Linked DNA regions of Mus musculus: regions 1 and 3 are each linked to region 2. Evidence: chromatin loops called from intact Hi-C (ENCODE). Cell type or tissue: heart. All regions are shown on one strand.

Region 1 (8,000 bases), 160 kb after region 2:
GTAAACTAATAAAAGACAACACTCTTGATTGACATTCATTATGATCCTCAAGGATATTTATACTGCTTCAAGAATTTTTTTTTTTTTTAATTTAAAAGGGGTAGTTTGCCAGGCATGATGTGCATGCTTGTAATCCCAGCTGCTCGGGAAACTGAGACAAGAGGATTCTGAGTATAACACCAACCTAGGAAACTTATCAAGACCTTATCTCAAAAGAAAATGTAAAAACAGAGCTGGGGTTAGAAAGATAGCTCAGTGGCTAAGAGCACACATTGCTCTTGCAGAGGACCAGCACACATATTGGGTACTTTACAACCACGTGTAACTCCAGCTCCAAGGGATCTGACACCTTCTTCTGGACCCCACAGATACCCATACATTTGTATGCATGCACACATACACATGAATTAAAATCGATCCTTTTTAAAGAAAAGACAAAGTAGCATCTAACAAAGTAGCACATGGCTTCTGTAAGTAATAAATGAGATAACCAAGGTAAAGACCTTAAATGGTAGCTGTCTTAAAGATTCCATCAACAGTGCTGTTTCCACAGGTAGTTCTACCCTAAGCCCATCTTTCTATCCTGCTCTCCAAGGCAGAAGAAGTTATTAGCCAGACCAAAAGATGGAACTGCTATTCCAGACTACGCATGTACTAATGACATCTGATTTTGGAAAATATAGACATAATATTCTGAAGAATAAATCACAGCATGTGCCTTCTTCCAAAGTGCATCACGCCCATCTTAACCAGGCTCCTCATTATTCTTTTCCAGCCTGGACTCCAGAATAAGGGGTGTCAGGCAGGCAGAAAGTTCAGGAAGAAAGCAACACTGATCTACATGCAAATCACAGCTTTTTATGGTAGGTTAAATCTTTAGTCTTTCAGCTATTTCCATTTCTATCATGACTTCCCGTAACCAACTTTAGGGTTGTTTCTTGTGCCTCACTGCACTTGTCTCACACACAGGCACAAGAACACAAACATCCCAACACTTACTTACTAGCTTTGTAATGGCCTATTTGCATATCTACCCACTGGACTGTAAACTGATAAAGATCCTGTTTTACTCACCTTTGAATTCCCAAGGCATGACATACAGTAAACTCCCGTAGTTACATATTAATGATATAGGTCACCTTATCATTCATTGACTAGGGAAAGCTTGAGCACAAACAGAGGAGACACTGGTAGAAGGCACACAAACTGAGATCTGTCAGATCCTTCTTTCTAGAGCTTCATGATAACTTCCTGCTTCTCAAGTTACTTTTTTAAACTCATAAGGAAAAGAACACAACCAGTTCACACAGAATTTCCTCACAACAAGGATATATTCTTTCTTGGAAAATAAGCAACAAGGGTTCTGGGATGGATGTTAGTGGCTTCATGTAAAGTTGACCTGTAGACCTAACACTGAAATATGTATCATCCAACTAATATTACTTAAATCCTTAAAACACTAAGAAGCAGAAAGTCAAAACGTAGCCGGGCATCAGTGGCACACTCATATAACTCCAGCACTCACAAGAGAGAAAAGGAGAGAAAAAGGGCAGAGTTCAGTGACAGCATGTCTCCAAAAAGTCAGATATATGAATGGTCTGGTGCTGCTATGTATTCAAATACTAAATTCTGTACCCCAAGATCTGGCTGCCTCAAAGTGAGAAAATTCCCATGTACACCAGTCTTTGCTGTGAAAACCTTGCTCTCTAATTTAAAACTATTGGCTAAATAAAACTGGGGCTAGCCAATTACTGGGGAAAATAGGAGGAGGCAGGGTTTAAGTTACCAGGCAGAGGTCACAGCTAGGGATGAAGAGGAGAAAGGAGAGAGAGAGAAGACAGGAAAGAGGAGGTCTCCACTAGCCACGACGGACCAAGAACATGAACCCAAAATTGCTGGAGCTGAAATAACCCTTCGGGAAGACTCAAACAGCAAGTATTTGGGGAGCAGAGTTGGGGATGTAGCCAGTCGAGCCATTAGAAAACTAGACAGGGCCAGGCAGTGGTGGCACATGTCTTTAATCCCAACACTTGGAAGGCAGAGGCAGGCGGATTTCTGAGTTCGAGGCCAGCCTGGTCTACAGAGTGAGTTCCAGGACAGCCAGGACTACACAGAAAAACCCTGTCTCAAAAAAAATAAATAAATAAATAAAATAAAATAAAATAAAAAATAAAAAAAGAGAAAAAGAAAATTAGATAGGGGTAATTTACCCAGTAATTGTGCTAAAGTTAAATAAATAAATCGTAGTCAAAGTCTCATTCATTTAAAAGCTAGACTGGGATAGAAATATTCAATTAAGTTACATATGAAACCATCTCAGTGAAGAGCCATAATTAACCAACCATAAATTTTAATTTCAGCAACTTATTTATTATTCAAAATACCTCAGTTAATAGCTGCCAACTGTAAACACAGAGACTTAAAGCTAAAAGGGGCCTTGTAAAGTTATTTCTACAACCACTTCACCTTTCTAACCAAGCACCATTCAAACACCTTTAGTCTCTAACAACTGGCAAGTGAGAAACTAGGCCACCTGTTACCTGTTAGTCTAGTGTTTTCAGTTTATTCCAACCAGAAAGCAAAAGCAAAAACAAATTAGACTCATACCATACCAAGTAACTGTCATTCCTAAACCTACTCCTTGCCTCAGGCTCTTCACCAATCTAAACCACATCAAAGACATAGGAAGAGACTCTCCCTGACAATCACTACTCACTCTCCTAGTCCTCCGGTGTTATCTCTATCCATACGCTGGCACACAGAAGACCACAAAGCAACTCGACACTACCACTGACCACTTGGCCTCAGATTGCTCCTTATCGCTTACCTTCGTACTTTCCTTCAGAGCCCAGGACTTTTCATTTCTTTCAAGCTCAATGTCTCCTTCAAGGACCACTAGTAATTCAATACCTAGATTGCTAAACGCCTAGTAGATAAAGGGTTCATACCTTTTCAAGTTCACCTTGAAGGGACCGGTGAGAGAGGAGGGGGCGGGGAGGATGAACGAGAATAAGAATATGAAGTAGAAAACCATTCAACAACTGGAAAACTTTCCCTGGCTCTCTTCTCGGAACCACAATACACATAATGCAATGTCTCTTCTTATCCCATAACGACACTGTAGACTTTACAAGAGGAAGGTCTCTTGAGTTCCAAACACTTAACCCAGGTCTTGTCACAGAACTAAAAATGTTGGTTCAGTGAGCAAAATGGACTGTTTCTGCTACATGACTGTTCATTCATTCACAATCATTCATTCATTCATTCATTCGTTGACCAAAACTTTACTGAACATGCGATATGTACAAACCTTCAAATATAAGAATAAGATGGTTCCTGCCTATAATTAAAAGCTGTAATACTAGTATATTAGCATTGTGTCCCCAACCTCCACATCAAGCTGGTAGTCCTTTCCCACAGTGAAAGCCTCGGCCTTGCCTTACAGAAAAGTCCACGCCCCTCCAATTAATGCTACCTCTTAGCCCCAGAGCCTACCTTGGACCTCCGTCTTAATTACCTCAAAATCTTTAACGTCTCTCCCTAGCCTCTGCCCTGCCCTTCATCACCACCCTTAAAGCTACTGCCAACCTACTTCACCATGAACGCCTCGGGGTCCCTGAGTCAGAAGCCCTCAGATTTCCCTCACAGAAAACCCGCCTCCCCGTCAGCTCCCTTTTCCTCAAGATCTTTCCTGTTTCTCCCAGGACCTCCGGCTCCCATCCCTCACTTCCTCTCCCTCCACTTCCAAGCTGCCTTTCCTTTCTTGTCTCTCAATTCCTCTTACCTCATCTAGCTCCCTTTCCGCAAGAGCACCTCCTCCAACCTCCACCTCCACCACTGCCGCCATCTTCACGGCCGGCCCCCACCCCGGTCCCCCGCGAGCCAGCTGCTTCCGCCGCTCAAGCGCTTGTAGCCAATCGGAGGCGCGGCCTGGGCGGAGCAGCAAGACCGGCGGATGCCTGTGAGGAACCTAGAGACCGTCTACCTGCTCCTTCGGAATTAAGAAGGGGCGACTCGTGCGCTGCCAAGCTTCAGCAGGAGAGCGTTCTCGGAAAACGAAAAGTTGTTCTTGAACTATTTCATTGTAAACATGGCACCAGTCCGCACTGTGGAGAGGAAAAGGGAGAGTCCCTGAATGCGCAAATTTCGCGACACTCCCTCGCTTAGGACACGAGCAGAGACGCGTGTGCACTAAGAACTACATTTCCCATGCTGCACTGAGTCCGACCCGGAAATTTAAGTCCCACTCGCTAAGGGCGGACTGGAGCGTGTAAAAAAAAAAGAAAAAATATATATATACACGCACGCGGGGTTTTGTTATTTTGTTTTTAGATGTAGTAACTGCTGTATTTCCTCTTGGAAGTCGTCTTTCAGAAAAAGCGGCTCCCGTAGGACTCAAAACCCGTTCCTACAGTAGAAAGGCTTGGGGCCAGAAGGCGGAGGTCACGGAACGGAATTGGCGGGAGAATAAGATCCGGAGCTCCGGAGCTGAGGCTACCACGACGTAAAGTTTACGAACTCGGGTGAGAAGGGTTGGGATTTGTCATCTGGAGAGAAGTAGTGAAAGGGAGGAGGGTGGCCAACAAGAAAACGAACAGAGCACCCGGTTCCGGAGTTTTAAGCCTCAGAATCTGAGCGTTTAAGAATCAAATGGGACCTCAGTAAGTAGCAGATAATTGCTAATCATCTGGGTGTTTCTTCCTTTTACGTTAGATATGTAAGTAAGAATGAGTCAAACAAAAAACCTGTTCTCCAGGAGCTCACAACCTTGTCAAGACATAACCATATAGTTGTTACTGGGGAGGCACTTGTTAAATATTAAGTAAGAATTAGCAGAATGGAGCTGTTGCTTTGATTAAGACGAGCATGTGTGTGACGTTTTAAAGAGAGCAAGTATTCCAAGCAGAAGAAATAGCATGAGAAGATAGGAAGAAAACTTAAGCGATGATAGATTGGAAAGCCACTGTGGCTAGAAATGAGTTAGGATTCATGGAATTATATGAGTAGGATATTGAAGAAAAAGTCAGATCTGAGGCGAAATTACTAGATCAAGACAGCCCTGGCATGAGCATAATGCCTGAGATACCAACATTTGGGAGGCAGAAGGATCTGGAGTTAAGGGTTGGGCTAAACAACACAGTAAGAACTTCATCTCAAAAATACTTTCTTGGGGACCAGCAAGATGGCTCAGTGTTGGAGCTGGAGGTATGGCTCGAAGATTAAGAGAGCTTTTTCAGGAGACCCAGGTTGAGTTCCCAACACTCACGTGACAGTTCAAAATCGTTTGGAACTCCATTTCCAGAAGATCTGACACCCTCTTCTGGCTTCCTCCAGCACTAGGCACACAGGTAGTACATATATGTGCATGCAGGCAAAATATTCTTACACATAAAATATAAATCCTCGGGGTGGGTTGGGGGGAGAAAAGATGGCTCAGTGGGAAAAGGCAGTTGCTACCAAGCCTAGTGGCGTGCATTCCGTCTCCAGAACTCGTATGGTGGAGGGAGAATCTGACTCTGCAAGCTCTCTTCTGACCCCTGCACATCCACCCACACACAAATAAATGTAAAAAATAAATTTAACCAGGCATGGTGGCGCACACCTTTAATCCCAGCACTTGGGAGGCAGAGGCAGGCGGATTTCTGAGTTCGAGGCCAGCCTGGTCTACAGAGTGAGTTCCAGGACAGCCAGGACTACACAGAGAAACCCTGTCTTGAAAAAAACCAAAATAAATAAATAAATAAATTTAATAAAAAATACCGGCTAGCTTGGGTTACATAGCAAATACAAGGTCAGCAAGGACTATGTAGCAAGATCGTGTCTTTTAAAAAAAAAGAATCTTGAGAGACCCTTACCTAAAGACATTCAGATATCATTAAACACTTGTTACTAATGAATTATTGAACCTGAATGATAAATACATAAGAGTTCATTTACTTTCTTGTGTTTTTGCAGATATTTAAAGTTTTAACCTAGTCCAAGCGTGGTGGGGCATTCCTTTAATCCCTGCACTTGGTAGGTAGAGCTAGGTGATTCGCTGTGAGTTTAGATACCTGGTTTACAGTTCCAGGTTTACAGTTACAGTTCCAGGACGATCAGAGCTGCTCTACAGGGAAACCCTGCCTTGAAAAGCCCTAATAAATAAAATTTTAGTCTGGAGAGCTGATTGAGTGAATGAAGTATGGTTTTTTTGGTGTGTGCAGAGCCTGAATTCAGATCCCCAGCACCCACATAGAAATGCCAGGAGGCTGGCTGTAGTGATGAAACCCTTTAATCCTGCATCCAGGAGGCAGGGGCCAACCTGGGCTGCATAGCAAGTTCTAAGTTCTAGCCAAGACAGTATTTAAAAAAAAAAAAAAAGCACAGCAGCAGGTGGTGGTGCCTGTAACCTCAACAACACTGGGAAGTAGAGAGAGGAGGTCCTGGGGGATTTGCTGGCAAGCCCTCCTAGCCAATCTTTGAGCTAGGTTATGTGAGAGTCAGGAGCTCCTGACTCAGAAAGCAAAGGGGAGAATGAGAGAGGGCACCTGCCATCATGGGCCTTGTGAGTACATAGGAGCGCACTCCTAAAACGTTTCTGAGCTGTGTATGGTGGCTCACGCTTATAATCACAACACTGAGCAGAGTTGCCATGAGTTCAGGATCAGCCTGTGCCACATAGTAAGTTCTAGACTTGCCTGGGCTACAAAGTGAGATTGTGTCTCAAAAAAACAAAAACAAAACAAAGCAAACCCAAAAAAGTTTAGCAAAAGACCAACTAAAATACCCAGATGAAACGGGCCAGTGGTGGCACATGCCTTTAATCCCAGCACTTGGGAGGCAGAGGCAGGTGGATCTCTGAGTTCAAGGACAGCCTGGTCTACAGAGTGAGTTCCAGGACAGCCAGGGCTACACAGACAAACCCTGTCTCAACAAACCAAAAGAAAAAAGAAAGAAAGAAAGAAAGAAAGAAAGAAAGAAAGAAAGAAAGAAAGAAAGAAAGAAAGAAAGAAAGAAAATGTGTGCTTATTTATTTATGGATAAGTTCTTCCTATGTTGCCCAGGCTAGCCCTGTACAAATATTTTTTTTTTCCTGTAGTGCTTGTCTCTGAGGCTTACTACCTCCCTCTGCTAACCTAGGCTTCGTCCTGGAAGCTTCTAGCATCTGTACAACCCTTATCTGGGCCTAGAATATTTTCAGCCTCCGCTATTTACTCCTGAGTAAGAAGCTCATCTTTTCTCGTTCTTTCTGAGCTCTGGCTGGCTGGTTAAACTCAGCTGTCCTAGCTCAAACTCCTCCCCAGGCTGACTGGTTCAATTTGGCTTCTTTCCACTTCTCACTGAATTGCCCTGCTTGGCTTTAAACTAACTCTAGCAATCTGTTCTAATCTCCTGGCTTGTCATTCTCTGGCTTGTTCTCTCTTCAACCTAACTCTGTAAAACTCTTCCAATAAAACTGCCTCCTCCCCCTCTCTCTGTTCCCTCTTCTTTTGTTTTGTTTTGTTTTGTTTTGTTTTTGAGACAGGGTTTCTCTGTGTAGCCCTGGCTGTCCTGGAACTCACTCTGTAGACCAGGCTAGCCTCTAACTCAGAAATCCCCCTGCCTCTGCCTCCCAAGTGCTGGGATCAAGGCGTGCACCACCACCGCCTAGCTTGCACTGTTTCCTCTTACGTAGTGACTCTTTCCTCTCTGTTCTCATGAGAGTTGGGCATATCCTATTCTGTCAAATCTTTCTCTGATTCGTCATTTTGTCAGCTTCTAAATTAGACATCACTTTCAAACACGTGTGCTTCCTTCTACAAACTAGTTTTACCTTCATTGTTTATATTAAAGCTAACGGCTGAGCCATGCACACCACAACTAGAAACTGCTTTTCCTTCCTAGTAAATAACACAATCTCCGGGTTCACAATGTGATCAAATATCCTGCAACATGGCCCCAAAGTCCACCTCACCCTCTCCTGTAGCTGGGATAACAGGTGCATGATGCTATACCTGGCTCCTGTGTTTGTTGTTTTTATT
Region 2 (8,000 bases):
ACTCCTCTGATCCATTATGGGAAGCAAAAGAGAACAGCTTTGTTGTGAAACCCATTCACATTCTCACTGCACTTTGTCACAGTAAGAAGCAATTTAAAACACTACGCCTGCAGCTGGAGAGATGGCTCAGTGGTTAAGAGAACTTGTCACTCTTGCAGAGGACCTAGGTTTGTTCCCAGTACTCATGTTAGTTCACAACCATCTAGCTGTATCCTCAGTTCCAGAAGATCCAACCCCCTCTTCTGACCTCCAGGGGCTCACACAAGTAAACATGAATATAAGCAAAACACTCATAAATTCTAACAGCAAACAGCAAACAAACAAAACATTTGGCAGATGGCTTAGTGGTTAAGAGTACTGGCTGCTCTTCCAAAGGTCCTGGGTTTGATTCTCAGCACCCACAACTGGTTGCTCACAACTGTCTGTAACTCCAGGCCCAGGGGATCCAGTGCCCTCTTGTGGTTTCTGTGGGCACTGTATGTACATAGTGTATAGAAGTACATTCAGTACATTTGGGCAAAGCACCCATACATATATAATAGAAATAAATAATATCATTTAAAAATTAAAGAAAATACTATCTATGGTATTTTGGTGTACACTTGTAATCCCATCATGAGGAAGGCCAAGGTAGGAGATCCAAAGTTTGAAGCCAACCTGTACTACATTTGAGACCCTATCTCAAAAATAAATCCACCCTCTATACCATGTTAGAGTGGAGTGTTTGTTTTTTCTATCCAAGGATTTTCTGTTTGCTCTTCCCTGGAGGTGTGGGTCCTCCCTGGTCCTGTGTATTTTCTCCAGTCCTGTATTTTTATATTTGTATCCCCCTCCAAAGAGAATTCTCTGTAAGTGCAAATATGTACATGCACACACCACACATTCTCACCATTCAGCTTTCTTCTCCAGGACCACCTATAGGGGATAGCTGTTCTTTCCCCCCCTGCTCCTCCCCTTAGATCGGAGCCTGATAGGCTATTTTTGCAAGACCCTTGGTTGGAAGAGGGGTGTCTGTTAAAATCTAGATTGTATGAAGGAATGTGAAGCATTTGTGATGTGGGCATGAATTGATGTACCTGAGAACCCACAAGGCCCTGCTTACCTGAGCTGAAGGCTCCTAAGAAAGACCAGGTACCGGAATGGGAGTCCTTCAGAGGACTAACCCCAAGGATGGAGGCTGGACCTGATTTCAATTATTGATGTTGAGGCTGTTGTTACCTGAGACCTGCAGTTCAGGTTACCAAACTTCAGCTGCCTCCTATTTCTCAGGCCTTTGAGAAACTTAGCAGAACTCTAGGGTCTTAATCTGAAGAATTAATAAATATTACTAGGTGACTTTTCTAACCCCTTGGGATCAGGACATGCGGCATGGTGTAAACCAAAGTAATTGAAAATTATTTACTGAATTCAAAACCCAAGTTTTCTGGGTTGTTTGTTTGTTTGTTTTGTTTTTTGAGACAGGGTTTCTCTCTATAGCCCTGGCTGTCTTGGAACTCATTTTATAGACCAGGCTGGCCTCGAACTCAGAAATCCGCCTGCCTCTGCCTCCCAAGTGCTGGGATTAAAGGCCTGCGCCACCATGCCCAGCTCCCCAAGTTTTCTGTAAGTAAGTGTTAGGGTATCAGTTACAGAGTAAAGTCAGACTCTGTCCTTGTCTCTCAGTTACTCACATGTGGTAGAAGAAATGAACTAAAAAACACAACTATAGAATACACTGACCACCTGACTAGGGATTCCATGGTCTGGATCTTGGGCTGTTTTCTGCCCAGCTACCTATCCAAACTGAACACTAGAGTGGCACACTATAGACAATAAATATTTGGGGTATGTATTTTTTTAAGATTTATTTATTATATCTAAGTGCACTGTAGCTGTCTTCAAATGCACCAGAAGAGGGTGTCAGATCTCATTATGGATGGTTGTGAGCCACCATGTGGTTGCTGGGATTTGAACTCAGGACCTTCGGAAGAGCAGTCGGTGCTCTTAACCACTGGGCCATCTCTCCAGCCCTGGGGTATGTCTTTTTTTTTTTAATTTTTTTTAAGATTTCATTTATTTATTTTATGTAACTACATTGTAGTTGTCTTCAGACACACCATAAGAGGGCATCAGATCTTGTTACAGATGGTTGTGAGCCACCATGTGGTTCCTGGGATTTGAACTCAGGACCTCCAGAAGAGCAGTCAGAGCTCTCATCCGATGAGCCATCTCTCCAGCCCTGGGGTATGTCTTTTAAATTAAGTTTATGTGTATGAGTGTTTGGTCTGCACGTATGTGTCTGTGCACTGTGTGTGTGTACTTGCCTGCTGCCAGAGGCCAGAAGGGGCATTGTTTCTCCTGGGTCTGGAGCTATATATGATTGTAAGTCACCATGTAGGTGCTGGGAATTGAACTTGGGCCTTCTGGGGGAGCAGCAGCCAGTGCTCTTAATCACTGCGTTGTCTCTAGCCCTATGATTTGTTAATAAGTGAGTGGCACCAGATTAAGTAAAGAGAAGTGCTCAGAAGAGAATCAGAAAAGGCAATCAGGAAGAAAAGTTTGTATTGAGACTTTGAATACTCTAATCCCTGATTTGGAAAGAGAAGTGTCTGCCATCTGCCTACTCAGGCAGAATTCACCTTAGTCAAGAAACTGCCAAATACTTGAGTAGAGAGATGGCTAAACTGTGCCTGCCCCAAAGTTTGCCAATCTAACAATTCCTACGACCCTCATGGTGGAAAGATACAACCAACTCTTAGAAGTTATTCTGTGACCTCCACACTCACATACTCAAAATAAAAATACATATGCGTTTAATACTGGTAAGGCAGAGGTAAGTGGCTCTCTGAATTCGAGTTCAGCCTGGGCTACACAGCAAATTCCAGGTCAGTGAGGGCTACGTAGTGAGACCTTGGTCTCTCTCGCACACATAAAGGACAAAGAAACTAGCAAAGAGTTCTGAGTGAAGTACATCTCCCTCCAGTACGCTACTCGCCACTTGCATGGCACTTAAGAATTTATCTTGATATAGCACTGGGCCCACAAAGGTGGCCCTGACACCATGTGACCACACAACTCGTCGCACTGCACTGGCCACTAAAGCTAAGGGACGCAAGGATTCGGAGTTAGAGACTAGGACAACAAAATCATGTGACTCGCCCCGCCTGCCTTCCTATCACGTGCCGCGGGTCCGCTCACGTAGGACGCACTTTTCCATTGGTTGGCGATTGTCACGCGGCGAGGCGGGACCGGAAGGCAAGATTTGGCTGTGGCGCCGGAGCGGCTTTAGGACAGGCTAGGCGAGGGGGAGGGGAGCGAGAGGCAGCCGCGGGTCATGTGACCGGAAAGGCTCCTGACGGACGCCGTCCCTCCTCGGCGCCGCCTGAGCGCCCGGCCCGACCCCGCCATGGGGTGCTGCTATAGCAGCGAAAACGAGGACTCGGACCAGGTGCGACAGCGGCGGACGGGGTTTGGGACTGTGGGCTACGACCGCGGGGCTCGGGGCCCAGAATAAAGCCCGCAGTGGCGGGGAGCCGGACTGCAGGCTCACCGAGTACGGAGGCCTGGAGGGGACAGATTACAGAGAGGACGGCCAGCCGGGCTCCTACCCTCTTAAAGATCCTAGTCTTACTTCTGCCTAGGGTTGCGGCGGTCGCCGCCTGACTCGGCCCCTCCCCTTCCACTCTCCAGTCCCCTCGTATCTCACCACTCGAATCCTCAGACTGGGTTCTCGGGAAACATTCGCGCTCACAGATTCCTCTGTCTTCACTGCAGCTTGGCTTAGTGGACCCATTGTAGAGATAGGTAATTTGAGGCTCTCAGTCTCCCGAGATAAATCAGGAATTTCTGTGTGTTCTGTCAACTGTTCTGCCACTGTTGGCTTGGTGTCAAAAGTTGACACCAAGTTACTGTCATTTGAGTTGGCCAGTGAAGAATTAATAGAGCGAAGACATCGGGACGTTGGGGAGCAATAGAGTTTGCTTTGACCGATATAGAGGAAAGGGGATTTGATTTATGAGTTTGGTTTGCTGTTCCCTGCCTGGTGCCTGAGGGTTCCTCGAGCTAGAGAGTTCCTCTCTGAAGAATGTGATTGTAGATCTTACTCTTTTCGAGAAAGCATCGACTTGGAGAGACTTCAGTGTCTTGTTTTTAAATTTCCATCTTCCCCTTGGTGCATCTCATTCCTCTCTACTACAGTCCCTTCCCTGCCTAGACGCTTTTGAGGAGGGGAAGACTTTTGCAAGGCTGGGTGTCAGCCCCCTGGCCATTCCTCTTAACAGCTGCCTCGAAGCCTGAGCCCTGATGTCTACACACAGTAGGCACCGTGCCACAGAGAACAGTTTCACCCGGTCTAGTGGAGGATACAGTCAGAGACATAAGTGGTGTCGCTGTACTTGGGAAGGTGTTCTTCCCCCCAGTGAACCCTGCAGTTCAGGAGAATGTGATTTGTGTCGGGGTGAGTGCTTCCTGAACCTCATTCATTGCTTGACCTGAGTTTGACATGCCTGTGGCCGTAACTTTCACTTCATTCTGTCATGCTAAAGGCTAGAACTGCAAAAATAGGAACCCACCACAAAACAACAGAAAAGGAAGAAGAAGGCAGATATCCCTGCCTAACAGCAGAGTTATGGAGGGAAAGCTAAAATTCCACCTTCCTCTTTACAGATTCTCATTTCTGGCTGGTTTGGTTTGTTTTTAAAAAGGTCTCCTGAAGCCCAGACTGGCTGCAGACCTGCCATACAGTTGAGGATGACCTTGAATTTCTGGTTCTGCTTCTCCCTGAGTGCTGGGATCCTAGGCATATGTCACTCACTATGTCCAGTTTTATGCAGTCGTAGAGATCAAACCCCAGGGTCATATCCCCAGTCCCTCTTTAGGTAGGCCCTCTTCAGCATTGCCTGTCCCTGTATTAGAAGTGTAAGAATTACCTTACACCTAAGAGAGTGAGTCCCAGTACTTAGGAGGCTGACACAGAACTGCCTCAAGTTTGTGGTCTGTCTGGCTACACAGTAAGTTCAGGGCCTGTCTGTCTCAAAAAGAAAAATGTATAAGCAATAGGTCTTCAGAGGCCGCCTACGATTGCTTCATTTGACTCCTGCTAGTTACCTGTAAAATGTTTAAAGGTGAGGGAAAAGTTAGGAGGATTGAAGCAATTTAGCTAATGTTAGAAGTACTCTAGCCACGCCGGGCGTGGTGGCGCACGCCTTTAATCCCAGCACTCGGGAAGCAGAGGCAGGTGGATTTCTGAGTTTGAGGCCAGCCTGGTCTACAAAGTGAGTTCCAGGACAGCCAGGGCTACACAGAGAAACCCTGTTTCGAAAAACAAAAAACAAAAACAACAAAAAAAGTACTCTAGTCATGGTGTTCTAAGAACAAGACACATACCTTATATACTGGGACAGGCTCTGAGGTAGTGGTGGGCAGACACCTTAGGTCTGCTAAAGTCAATAATGAAATCTTGACTCAGGTTGTATTGGCTTAGGAAGCAAACCTTGATGTAAGAAACCTACCCCATGTATCACTCATTCTGTGGGTGTCAGGTGATGTCATTAACTTTTTCCCGGTGGGGTTGGGGATGACACGGCCCTATCCTGAAGGAATATTTGTCAGGAGCAGTGCTGGGGAAAGGACCGGCAGCAGCCGTGGGGGACTCCTTGTGACCACCAGCTTCCCTTAGAGACCCTTTCACCTTTGGTAAACCTTTTATCTGTCTAGCCTATTGATACTGAGGAAGGAGAAAGATAGATTGTCCAGGAACCTGAGGCAGAAGACCGTAGATGTTTCCTTCTGTCGTGGTGAACTGGGTCGAGTGGTTTGAGGACATTTGGGCAATGTAGTTCTGAGGAGGAAGAGCAAAGTGGAAAGGCTGAGCCTGTCTGGGGTGGGGCAGGCCAGGCAGGAGGAAGTAGCCATCATAGGGAGAGTTGTGAGCAGGAGAGCTGGCTCCTGTAACTGGGAAGCTGGTGGGAACTGAGACAGCCCAGGAGGACTGCTGAGACTGGCTGGCGGCCACTGGAAGTTGATGGGTCAGCACTGGCCAGCATTCCTCTCCTTCTACACACTATACTCCTTCAGAAGTTGCCATGTCCCGAGCCTTCTAGGGCCCAAATAGACTTGAATCAGGTCTGCTTATCCAGATTGCAGCTGACACAGCCAGCAGGGGTCTCTACTGATGGACTTAAGGCAGTAGATTAGAACAAGGTCTGAACCAGGACAAGGAAAGTCCAATGTTAGGAGATGTAGTTTTGGTTTAATTCTAAATTGGTTCTGGTGTTTGAGGTTGTCTGTGGAGGTTAGTAAGCAGGGTTGCTGGAGACTGGGCTGACTGGGTCAGGGAGAGTGTAGTTTGTCTGGGAGGAAGAGCTCCACTGTTCTCTCAGGTCAGCAAATCAGGAGGTAGAGGCCCGACCCTGGCGAGTACCAGGCCAGCTGGGTTCTATAGTACCCTCGCAGCCTGGGGAACATGGGAGGACTGTGCTTTGTGTGCATGTGTGTACAAAGATCCTGGAGAGAAAGGGGGGGGAGAGAGGACATTGGTGACTGTATCTCGGCTGTGGGCTTGGAGTTTCTGCACTAAGATAAAGCGAGGAATGGCAGCGTACAACTGGCCTGCTTCCTTGCAGTCCAGGGACTTATCTGGCCATGCTAGGGCCTTATGTTGTGGGTAGACATCTTTGCTGGGCAGTACTTTCCCCGGGGAACCAGGAAGGCTGTTCTTGGGCTTTTGACTTGCATTGATTTCTCCTCTAGAACCTTACTTTGATATTTTCCCGCCTTCTCCAACTTTCAGTCAGTTCCAATAGCCTTTGTCCAGAAGGGGTTGACCAGTTACTGAGGCTCCAGGAATGTCAGTGTTGCTTTGCTCCCCTCTGAATGTTTTTTAGGTTCTCTAGGTTCATCCTAGACCACCAACTGGGCCAGTCTGAGAGTGAATGTTTTCTGACTCTGCATCTACCTGGACACTTGGAGTCATGCTCATAAAAGTAGTTTTAGTATGTCAGAACCTTTGAAATGAAAGGAAGATTAGACTTAAGGCCCTGGGGCTGACTTTTCTCTACTGGCCCCTCCTAGGATCGGGAGGAGAGGAAGCTGCTGCTGGACCCCAGTAGCACCCCTACCAAAGCCCTCAATGGAGCCGAGCCCAACTACCATAGCCTACCTTCAGCTCGCACAGATGAGCAGGCCCTGCTTTCCTCCATCCTTGCCAAGACAGCTAGGTGAGTGTCACAGGACCAGGCTGGGACACAGGCAGCCAAGTTTGGAACATAGAGGATGGGACAAGGTCATTAGGGAGCGATGTCACTGGGTTCTGCCTTGTTACGGTGGGCTGGCTGAGTACTAGTGTCAGAAGGCCTTGGGATTCGCACCTAGCACTGCTTCTCGTCTGTGACCATCTAAAGCACCTGTCATGTCTTCTCTGTCTCTCCTTTTCAAAGCAACATCATTGATGTGTCTGCCGCAGACTCCCAGGGCATGGAACAGCATGAGTACATGGACCGGGCAAGGCAGTACAGGTAAGCATGGGCCAGCTGCCTAGACATCCTTCTCTAGCTCGGGAGTTTGCTCTCCAGTCCAGGCTCTTCATTTGGGTGGAGCCCAGAAAACTAGCTACAGATCACTTAAGTGCCTCAGGCATTCAAGTCGGCCCAGTTTGCCCAATGTGTTTGATCCAGGGTGATCAGGTCAAAGGAGTACAGCCAGAGTGAGTTTGGAATGAACTGTACCCTGTCACCATGATCCCTTGGCCTGAGGGAGTGAGGCTGGCCTGGGCAGGACAGGGCAAGCTTTGGCCTAATTGTCCTTCCCTGTCTCCTCCCTCTTGGCCAGTACCCGCTTGGCTGTGCTTAGCAGCAGTCTGACCCATTGGAAGAAGCTGCCACCGTTGCCATCTCTCACCAGCCAGCCCCACCAAGTGCTGGCCAGTGAGCCTATCCCCTTCTCTGACTTGCAGCAGGTGAGCACTCCTGGCTGGTCCCCTACCACTTCCCACATGGCTTCCCAGGGGTGGAGGGTGGGTGGGT
Region 3 (8,000 bases), 64 kb after region 2:
TCTTTCTTGGTTGAGAAGAAAGAGAAGTGGAGAAACTAGCCACACTTCCTGGGTAGCCCATAAGTTAGTTGGCCTCGAAGTGTAAGGACTTGGCAGGGAAATTCTAGAGGAGATTTCAAGCCTTCTACAGCAGTGGTTCAACTGGAACGTGTTACCTTGTGTTTAGAGCAGGGGCAAGATGGAGAGATACAGTATCTACTCTGTCTTCACTGTGAAGTTTCAGGACTCACAGTACCAAGTGGAACTGCAGAGACTGGTGGGCAGTTTAGCAACCCTCTTATTTTCATCCCATACAATTTTAGGGTGTGCCAGTCTTTAACTATTTTTGCCATTTCTTTTCATAAAATGTGAACATTTGTATTTGTGGTAGTCCTTTGAATAGAAGCCGTCCTTTCTGCTAATAGCAGTTGCTAAGTACAGACTACAGAGGGATGGTGAGAACAGGCTGTAGGTTTGAGAGAGCAATGTGTCTGCAGTCTTGGGTATGGATCTCACCAACACCTCATCCCCTCTACTCAGCACACACATTCTTTTAGTAGCCAGAGACTGTGTTTGGAAAGCTGCCATACAAATGTAGTTCAGTGGAACAGATTTAATGAGCTTTAGTAAGCTAGGGACTATGGCTGATCATAGAGAGGGAACTGGGGTATGTCCTTAAGGAGTTGTCATTCTAGATGAAAGAGACTTTCACAAAAATATATATAAAACCATTTCTTGAGCTTTGTACATGATTAGCATAATTTTTAAACACTAAAATCATGTTTTTGTGTGTGTCAGAGAACAGCTGTTGGGAGTGAGTTCTTGTCTACCATGTAGATCCTAGGTCTTCAGACCAGATCATGCATATCTCCTGAGCCATTGTGTCTTTTTGTACATGGTTATTAAAAATAAATCCAATCACTGGGTGTGGTGGCACACACCTTTAATCCCAGCACTTGGGAGGCAGAGGCAGGCGGATTTCTGAGTTCGAGGCCAGCCTGGTCTACATAGTGAGTTCCAGGACAGCCAGGGCTATACAGAGAAACCCTGTCTCAAAAAAACCAAAATAAGTAAATAAATAATAAAAAAATAAATCCAACCATAAAAACATACATACAGTGTAGGAAGTCCCCAAGTGATTGTCCCCAGTAATCCACTACTGTTACCAGTTTAATATTGGAGGGATTGAGATTTGAAGTGTGCCTATAAAGTAAAAGCCGAGAGAGGAACTGGTGGGGAAAAGGCGGTCACACTGAAGGTACCATCCTGTTCCAGGAGGAATATCTCTAGCTTCTTTAGCACTGGTAAACCTTCTGCTGGGACACCCTGGTGACAGAGACCAACCTTTGTGAAGCATCCACTAGCACCTTCTGTGCTAAAAGTCAGTGTGTTGGGCACCTTGCGAATGTTACTGAGTTCATGCTTGTACTCTTAAAGCAGAGGAGGCTATGCTTTCATCTAGGAATCTGAGGAATCCTTGCCAGGGTTATGTAGTTAGCTGCAAGTGATTTGTGATATGTATGTAAGATAGTCACTTTGTGGCTTAGCTTCCTCATGTCTACAGTTGAGTGGTAGGGCTGGAGAGATGGCTCAGCGATTAAGAGCACCTGACTGCTCTTTCCGAGGTCCTGAGTTAAATTCCTAGCAACCACATGGTGGCTCACATCTGTAATGGGATCCAGTGCCCTCTTCTGGTGTGTCTGAAGACAGTGACAGTGTATTCACATAAATAATAAGTCTTTTTAAAAAAGTCATCTTAAAGTTGAGTGGTAATTTACCTGCTTCATAAAGAGGTGTTGAAGCCTAATGAAATGATGCCCAATAGGTCAGTAGGATGGTTTGAGGCATGTTAGTAGGTTCTTAGTAAGCATTAGCTACTATCTATTATATCCTGTTTCTTCTTCAGACCCCCATCTCCTCCTCACATGTGATTCACATATGCCATGTACTTTCTTCCCGGTACAGTTGCTCCTCCTAGTTTTGTCTTGTTTGAGATAGGCTGTTACTCTGCCTTGGCTGGGCTGGAACTCTAGTAGTGAGTGGATCAGGCTGGCCTTCTGCTCCAACCTCCCACTTGCCAGGACTGTAAGCACACAGCACCATGGTGGCTTTGAGTCTCCTGCTTTTTGTCAGCTTCTTTCTCCTCAATGCTTCTCATTCCTCTTTTAACTATTCTCTACCATCCGTGTCCTCAACACCTTCCTATCTATTGGGTAGCCTCCTAGCTCACCTTGCTGCCAGAGAACCATTTTGTCAGGTTAATCTGGCTCATACCACAGCTCTCTGTTAAAACCATCCCAGATCCTTTATTTGAATCCTTGAAGTTCAAGATTTCCCAATTCTGACCTCAGTTCACCTTTGACACCTGGTCTCTCACTGCTACCACACCTTTCTGCTTTCTTCTCCCTTTCCCGAGAGGAAAAATTTGATTTTGTGCTTGAAGATCCAGATTAAAATATTACTTCAGTTTTCTAATCCTTCCCTCATCTAAACTGGTTAGTTTCCTTACATCTTTTATATGAGTTAACATGTACCATCTTGGGATAAAACTTGTAGTCACTTCTGATCTGTGGAATTGTAACCCTAGCTCAGACGTTGGGTATAATTCTTGTATGGGTATTAACAATATTTAATAGCAATACATTACACATACTTCATTAAATGTTTCTAGTTGTAAAGTGAGGGAATTCCTTTAACTATCCCAGGAGGTGTCCAGTGGGTGGCAACGCTGTCGAGATCTTGTCTGAGTGTGACATTTCTTTTAGTCATATAGTTGCAGCAGACTCTGAGGATGATGAGTCCCTGTGCCTGTTGAGGGCTCTAGCCAGCGCCTGCCATACTCAGAACTGTGCCTTGGCCCCTCGGCCCCTCCCCACAAATGCCCACAGGAACAGCGGATTAGGTTCTGGCAGCACAGCTGGGATTTTGGCGGCCATTCCAGTCAACAATAGCGCAGCTATCGGGACAGAAGAGCGAGGCCTACGCTCCGCGGCTAGAAACTGCCTGGGCCGCTCGTTTGGGTGGAGGAGTGGGAGGAGCAGGCACACAGCATGGCATCTTGGCCTTGCTACGCAGAAGGTAGGGGCTGAAGAGATTCCCTGCGGAGAACAGGCTAGGGTGGCCAAGTCCTAGGGCGGGCAGGCGGGCGGGCAGGCAGGGCGCTCTGAGGAGGCCTGCGCTTTGTGTGGCGGGGAGCCGGCGGGCGGCCGTGCGCCTGCAGACACGCCCCCCTCGCCGCGCCGCAGGAAGCTGCCCCTGTACAAGGCCTGCGCCGTGCGGCTCCCCTGCGCTCGGCTCCCAGGCTTCCTCTGCGCCGGGCGCCTTTCCCGCCAGGGGCTGGCCGTGGGTTCGGCGGCTCTGGGCCTGCCCGATAGGGCTGGTCTCGGAGGTGGACAGGCCGTCACTGCTACTGCCTTAAGCCCTGCTGGAAAGCAGCGAAGGGGGAGTGTCCTGGCCATCTCAGGTTGGTGAGGCCGGCCACCGCGGGTGCGTTTTTGTGTGTTTACGCCACAGCCTCCAGCCCTTGCTGCGCGTGCTCTCCCTTCAGCAATGGAGCCTGCGGGCTTGCGCCCTAGCCACTCTCCCCGCCCCCGCACGTCCTGCTCAGTTTTTAGGGCACGGGCAGGCTTCACCTGGGTCCTCCTGGTAGGCGTCGTCCCCCCCCCGTCCCCCCCCCCCGAGCTCTTGGCTTCGCTGTTGCTCCCAGACCGCGCGGAAGCTCGCTGTGCCTTTAAAGAAAGCAGACTCCTGGCTGTGACGCACTTCTGGCTGTCAGCCAGGAAGATTGCTTCTGCCTGGCCGACTGAGAAGAAACCCAACAACTTTTCTTTTGTGTGTGGGGTTACTTTCCACTGCCCCCCCCTACCCCTGTCCTTTCAAGATTTAAATGCTAATGGCGGATTAAAACCTGTAGATACGTTTGGCTTTAGGAGTCCGGTAAGGCCCCCAGCACTAAGACTTTTTCTCCCTCACTCTTTCTCGGGTTAGTTTTGTTTTGTTTTGTTTTTTCAAAAAAATGGACGAGAGGGTGGGGTGGTTCATCCCCCTCACCTCCCTTTGCTGCGCCATCCTTAGAGGGGAGGGAGAGGAAAGGGAGAGCAAGTAAACACTGAGAAACAGGCGCTGGCCCTGCGCAGAGCTTGCCAACATCCGGGAGTTGGCGCCTTTCTTTCCCCTCATAGATGTCAGCGTGTTTTTGTTTGGAGGGAGTAATGTGTGCGCCTGTCCTAGAGCTATAGAGACGGCCCAGTAGAGGGCTTCCCTGTTTCCTTGTGTGGTCCTAGATGTTTTTGCGGTGTTGGACAATGAAAACGTGTCTTTTTTTATTTTTTATTTTTGTCAGCTGCCAGGGATCTGAGTGTGTGAATGTAGTGGTTGGGGATAGGTGCTGATGAACTGCCCCAGAGGGCTGTGTATGTGCGCTTGCGCAGGCACTTCACACAGTATCTGCCTGTAGGCCGCAGTCTAGTTCATGATTGCAACTTTTCTGCTAACATTTTTCCGATCATGACCTTACGAATATGGGGGAAAGGACTAGGTGTCAGTACTGTTAGCTCTGATTAAGCCCGGCAATGTGAAAATAGACTGACCTCAACAGAAGCAGATTGTCCTTTAATTAGAACAATGAAGGGCAGCAGGCTCTCTGGGGAGTGGAGGCTGAAGAGATACAAAGGGCTTGGGGTTTTATAGGGCAGAAAAGGGAACTTTTGAAGGTTGGCGATTGCATCTGCAGATCTGTACTCTGCAGTCTCAAAACTGTAAATACTCAAGGGTTGGTGTTTGGACTTTCTTGTCAGGAGCGTCCCTGTTCCTAGGTGTTATGGGCCTACTTACTTCTGGGGGCTTCTCAGTCCTCCTGAGGCTTTTAGGTCATTAAAAAACTCTTTGCCTCCTCCTCTTTCCCCTTTTTCTCCTCTTGATTATGTGGCCTTACCTGCCCTAGAACTCAGAGCCATCTTCCTGCCTCAGCCTTTCAAAGTGCTCTAGAGGTGGGAGTCACCAAGGACGATTTTTTTTTTAAAGAAACAACGGAATGTGGGGTTTTCCTGAAGTCTTTTCATTCCTTTCCAGATTCTCAGGACTCTGAGTCAGAAATCTAGGTTACAAAGAGAGTGGTGTATGTGCAGAGGGAGAGGCCTGAGCTGAAAGTTAGTGCCTTAGAGCAAGTAGAGAATTCATCCAGTAACTTCATTTGCTTTTGATTGCAGAAATGCTGAGAAACAATTGACTTGTCCACACAGCCTACTCAGGGCTTTCCCCCATAATAGAGAAAAGATAATGCTTTTCTTGGCCTTTTTTCCCCCTTTTTTTCTTTTGGTATGAATGGTGGTGGTGCACATCTTTAATCTCAGCACTTGGGGGGCAGAAGCAGGCAGATCTCTGAATTGGAGCCCAGTCTGGTCTACAGAGCAAGTTCTAGGATAGTCAGGTTTACACAGAGAACACCTGTCTTGAAAAAAACTAAAGGAAAACCATCTCAAAACAACTCAGCCCCTTTGTTAGCCAGAGGACACACCAGCAAGACAGCTCCTTTTGTTGTTTGGGATTTAATTTTTGTTTGTTTTTCTTTTTTCTTTTTTTGATTTCCTTTCTTTTTTAATTAATCATTCTATTCCTTTACATCTCAAATGATATCCCACTTGCCTGTTACCCTCCACAAATCTCTCCATCCTGCATCCATCCTGTACCCCCTCTCCTTTGCCTCCATGAGGGTGCTCCCCCACCCACCCACTCTCTCCCACCCTGCTGCTTCAGTATCCCCCTAAGCTGGGGCATCAAACCTCCACAGGACCAAGGGCCTCCCCTCCCATTGCTGTTAGGCAAGGTGGTCCTCTGCTACATAAGTATCTGTAGTCATGTGTGCACTCCATGCCCGTGCACTGCACTCCTTGGTTCCTGATCTAATGTCTGGGAACACTGGGTGGTCCGGCCAGCTGATGTTATTCTTCCTATGGGGTTGCAATCCCCTTCAGCTCCTCTGTTTTTGTTTGTTGTTTGTTTAATGAGTACACTGTAGCTCTCTTCAGACACACCATAAGAGGGCATCAGATCCCATTACAGATGGTTGTGAGCTACCATGTGGTTGCTGGGAATTGAACTCTGAACCCCTGGAAGAGCAGTCAGTGCTCTTAACAACTGAGCCATCTCTCCAGCCCCCCCCCCCTTTTAATTTGTTTGTTTGGTTTTGTTTTTTTGAGAAGTGATTTTCCTATGTCACCCTGACTGGCCTGGAACTTGGTATGTGGACCAAGCTGGCTTTACACTCACAAAGATGCGCCTGCCTCTGCTTTCTGAGGGTATGGACCACTACACCTGGCTTTGCTATTGCTATTGTTGTTGTTAAGACTGGGTACAAGCAATCCTCCTGTCTCCACCTCCCGTGTATAATGAATAAACATTTTATCAAGGTAGCTTGGCCTTTGTCAGGGCCCTCTAAGGTAGCAAACCAGGTAAGATCCAAGTCACAGGTTAGTTGCCTGTGTCTCTTGATGTATTCCTCCCAGAGGAACTCCCAACATCAGTGTTCAGTCCAACAGCGCACAAGTTGCTCAGGTGAAGGAGAGGGTATCTATTTTAGGGAGTGGTGCTGGAGCCTGGAATTTTTATAGCAGGGTAACTGATAGTTAGGTTTTGCCTGAACTCAGGTGTACAGATGCTGCAGCCATTTTCTTACCTGTGAGTCTCTAAGCCTTTGGAACTTTGGAGTTGGAGCCTGGTGGGTTTGAGGAATGACACCTTGAGGTGGAAGCCTGTGGCCCTAACATTCTGGGAGTAGGAACAGTAAAAGAACGAGGGTCAGTGCTGGCAGGGGCTCCTAAGTTGAGAACTTGAACAGGTCAGTAGCCAAGACCAAAGTTCACTTTGGTGTTATCTTGAGGTGAGGTGGTGGTGTTCAGGCAGGTAGCCGTTAAGAAGGAGCTGAAGCCCAGACTAAGGGATGGCACATGGGAGGAAGGAGTTGGGCTGCCTCACAGACCCTCTGGCATATCACCAAAAACCACAATTGTTTTCAGAAGAGACCTCCAGAGCTGAGCAACCTGACCCCTCTCTGGTCTGGTTCTTGCATCTAGCAGGTGGTTTACATTAGTCTCAGCCCTTATAGGAAACTGTGGCTAGTCTTTAACTCCTTCAGATCCAGAGCGTGCAGACCAGATGGCAGCGTATTTCTTGATGTCACTCTCCTTGTCCTGACACATCTTTTGTGGAAACATAGAGGACTTCCTTCCTTCATTCTTTCCTTCTTTTGTTTTTCAAGACAAAAGTTTTTCTGTAGAACCCTAGTTGTCCTAGAACTCAGTCTGTAGACCAGTCTGGCCTCTGATTTACAGAGATCCCCCTGCTTCTGCCTCCTGACTGCTGGGATTAAAGTTGTGCACCACCACCACCCAGCTTATAGAAGATATCTTCTAAGTGTGGAAATTAGTCATGATACAGGGAACTATGTATGGCAGCTTGGAAAGTATAAAGAGGACAGAAGGGACAATAAATATGCAAGGTCACTGCTTTTCTCTGTGTTCCTTGGAATGGGGAAAAGAAAGGGTACTTTATCAGCTTTTGGGAAGCCTCATTTTTGGATTGTGGTTACATTTCATTTTCAAAGAACCAGGTATGTGGGAACTCTAAGGTTCAGGGTCCTGCAGTACCATCTGGATTTTGTTGTCCTTGTGGTCAGAGTGAGTTGGGGTGGGTCTAAGCCTTCTGTGAAATGGCTCACAGAAGGCTACAATTGCAGGGAATCCGTGTTTCCATCACCATCACCCAGTCTTCTGGGTGGGGCCTGCCTCAAATTTCAGGGGGAGGGTGGAGAGGATGGTGCTTTGGCTGAGAGCCCTTGGCTGCTGCGCTGAAGTCTGCTTAAAGCTGTAGTTCCAGTGCTGAGCACTATCTGCCACTGGTTTCAATCATTGTTACTCAGAGAAGCCATCATTACCAGCCAGTGGCTATGCTTCCTAAAGCTGCACTCTGGTGTCTTGAGGAAGTGCTCTTTGTGATCCTTAATGACAAGATCTTTCAGACGTTTC

The links. A loop is a pair of places that touch in the nucleus more often than their neighbours do. Peaks named below come from ENCODE experiments on the same cell type or tissue, not always from the same donor. Only the 100,000 strongest peaks of a DNase experiment are listed, where the experiment ranks them.
Region 1: a loop joins it to region 2, with 2.5 times the contacts of the local background. A loop is called at or near these places in 16 of 42 quality-filtered maps.
Region 3: a loop joins it to region 2, with 3 times the contacts of the local background. A loop is called at or near these places in 6 of 42 quality-filtered maps.

The regions. Positions count from the first base shown.
Region 1 is chr7:102,061,282-102,069,281 of GRCm38, forward strand. It overlaps Rnf121 (ring finger protein 121), which reads right to left and starts at 3,884. Exons shown (of 9, transcript NM_029211.3): 1 at 3,785-3,884. The coding sequence starts at 3,847. It overlaps Xntrpc (Xndc1-transient receptor potential cation channel, subfamily C, member 2 readthrough), which reads left to right and starts at 4,210. Exons shown (of 22, transcript NR_104582.1): 1 at 4,210-4,523. It overlaps Xndc1 (Xrcc1 N-terminal domain containing 1), which reads left to right and starts at 4,210. Exons shown (of 11, transcript NM_001286689.1): 1 at 4,210-4,523. In heart, no CTCF peak of the experiment used is centred here; DNase peaks (open chromatin) are centred at 3,920 and 4,460; H3K4me3 peaks cover 3,133 bases; H3K27ac peaks cover 2,265 bases.
Region 2 is chr7:101,902,614-101,910,613 of GRCm38, forward strand. It overlaps Tomt (transmembrane O-methyltransferase), which reads right to left and starts at 3,746. Exons shown (of 4, transcript NM_001081679.1): 1 at 3,686-3,746. It overlaps Lamtor1 (late endosomal/lysosomal adaptor, MAPK and MTOR activator 1), which reads left to right and starts at 3,224. Exons shown (of 5, transcript NM_025605.3): 1 at 3,224-3,427; 2 at 7,051-7,196; 3 at 7,416-7,493; 4 at 7,807-7,933. The coding sequence starts at 3,386. In heart, CTCF peaks have their summits at 454 (motif pointing left) and 3,446; DNase peaks (open chromatin) are centred at 3,218, 4,328, 5,928 and 7,768; H3K4me3 peaks cover 1,896 bases; H3K27ac peaks cover 2,925 bases.
Region 3 is chr7:101,966,913-101,974,912 of GRCm38, forward strand. It overlaps Numa1 (nuclear mitotic apparatus protein 1), which reads left to right and starts at 2,931. Exons shown (of 25, transcript NM_133947.3): 1 at 2,931-3,057. In heart, CTCF peaks have their summits at 3,303, 4,222 (motif pointing right) and 7,885; DNase peaks (open chromatin) are centred at 3,259, 3,729, 4,119, 4,379 and 1 weaker place; H3K4me3 peaks cover 2,799 bases; H3K27ac peaks cover 3,502 bases.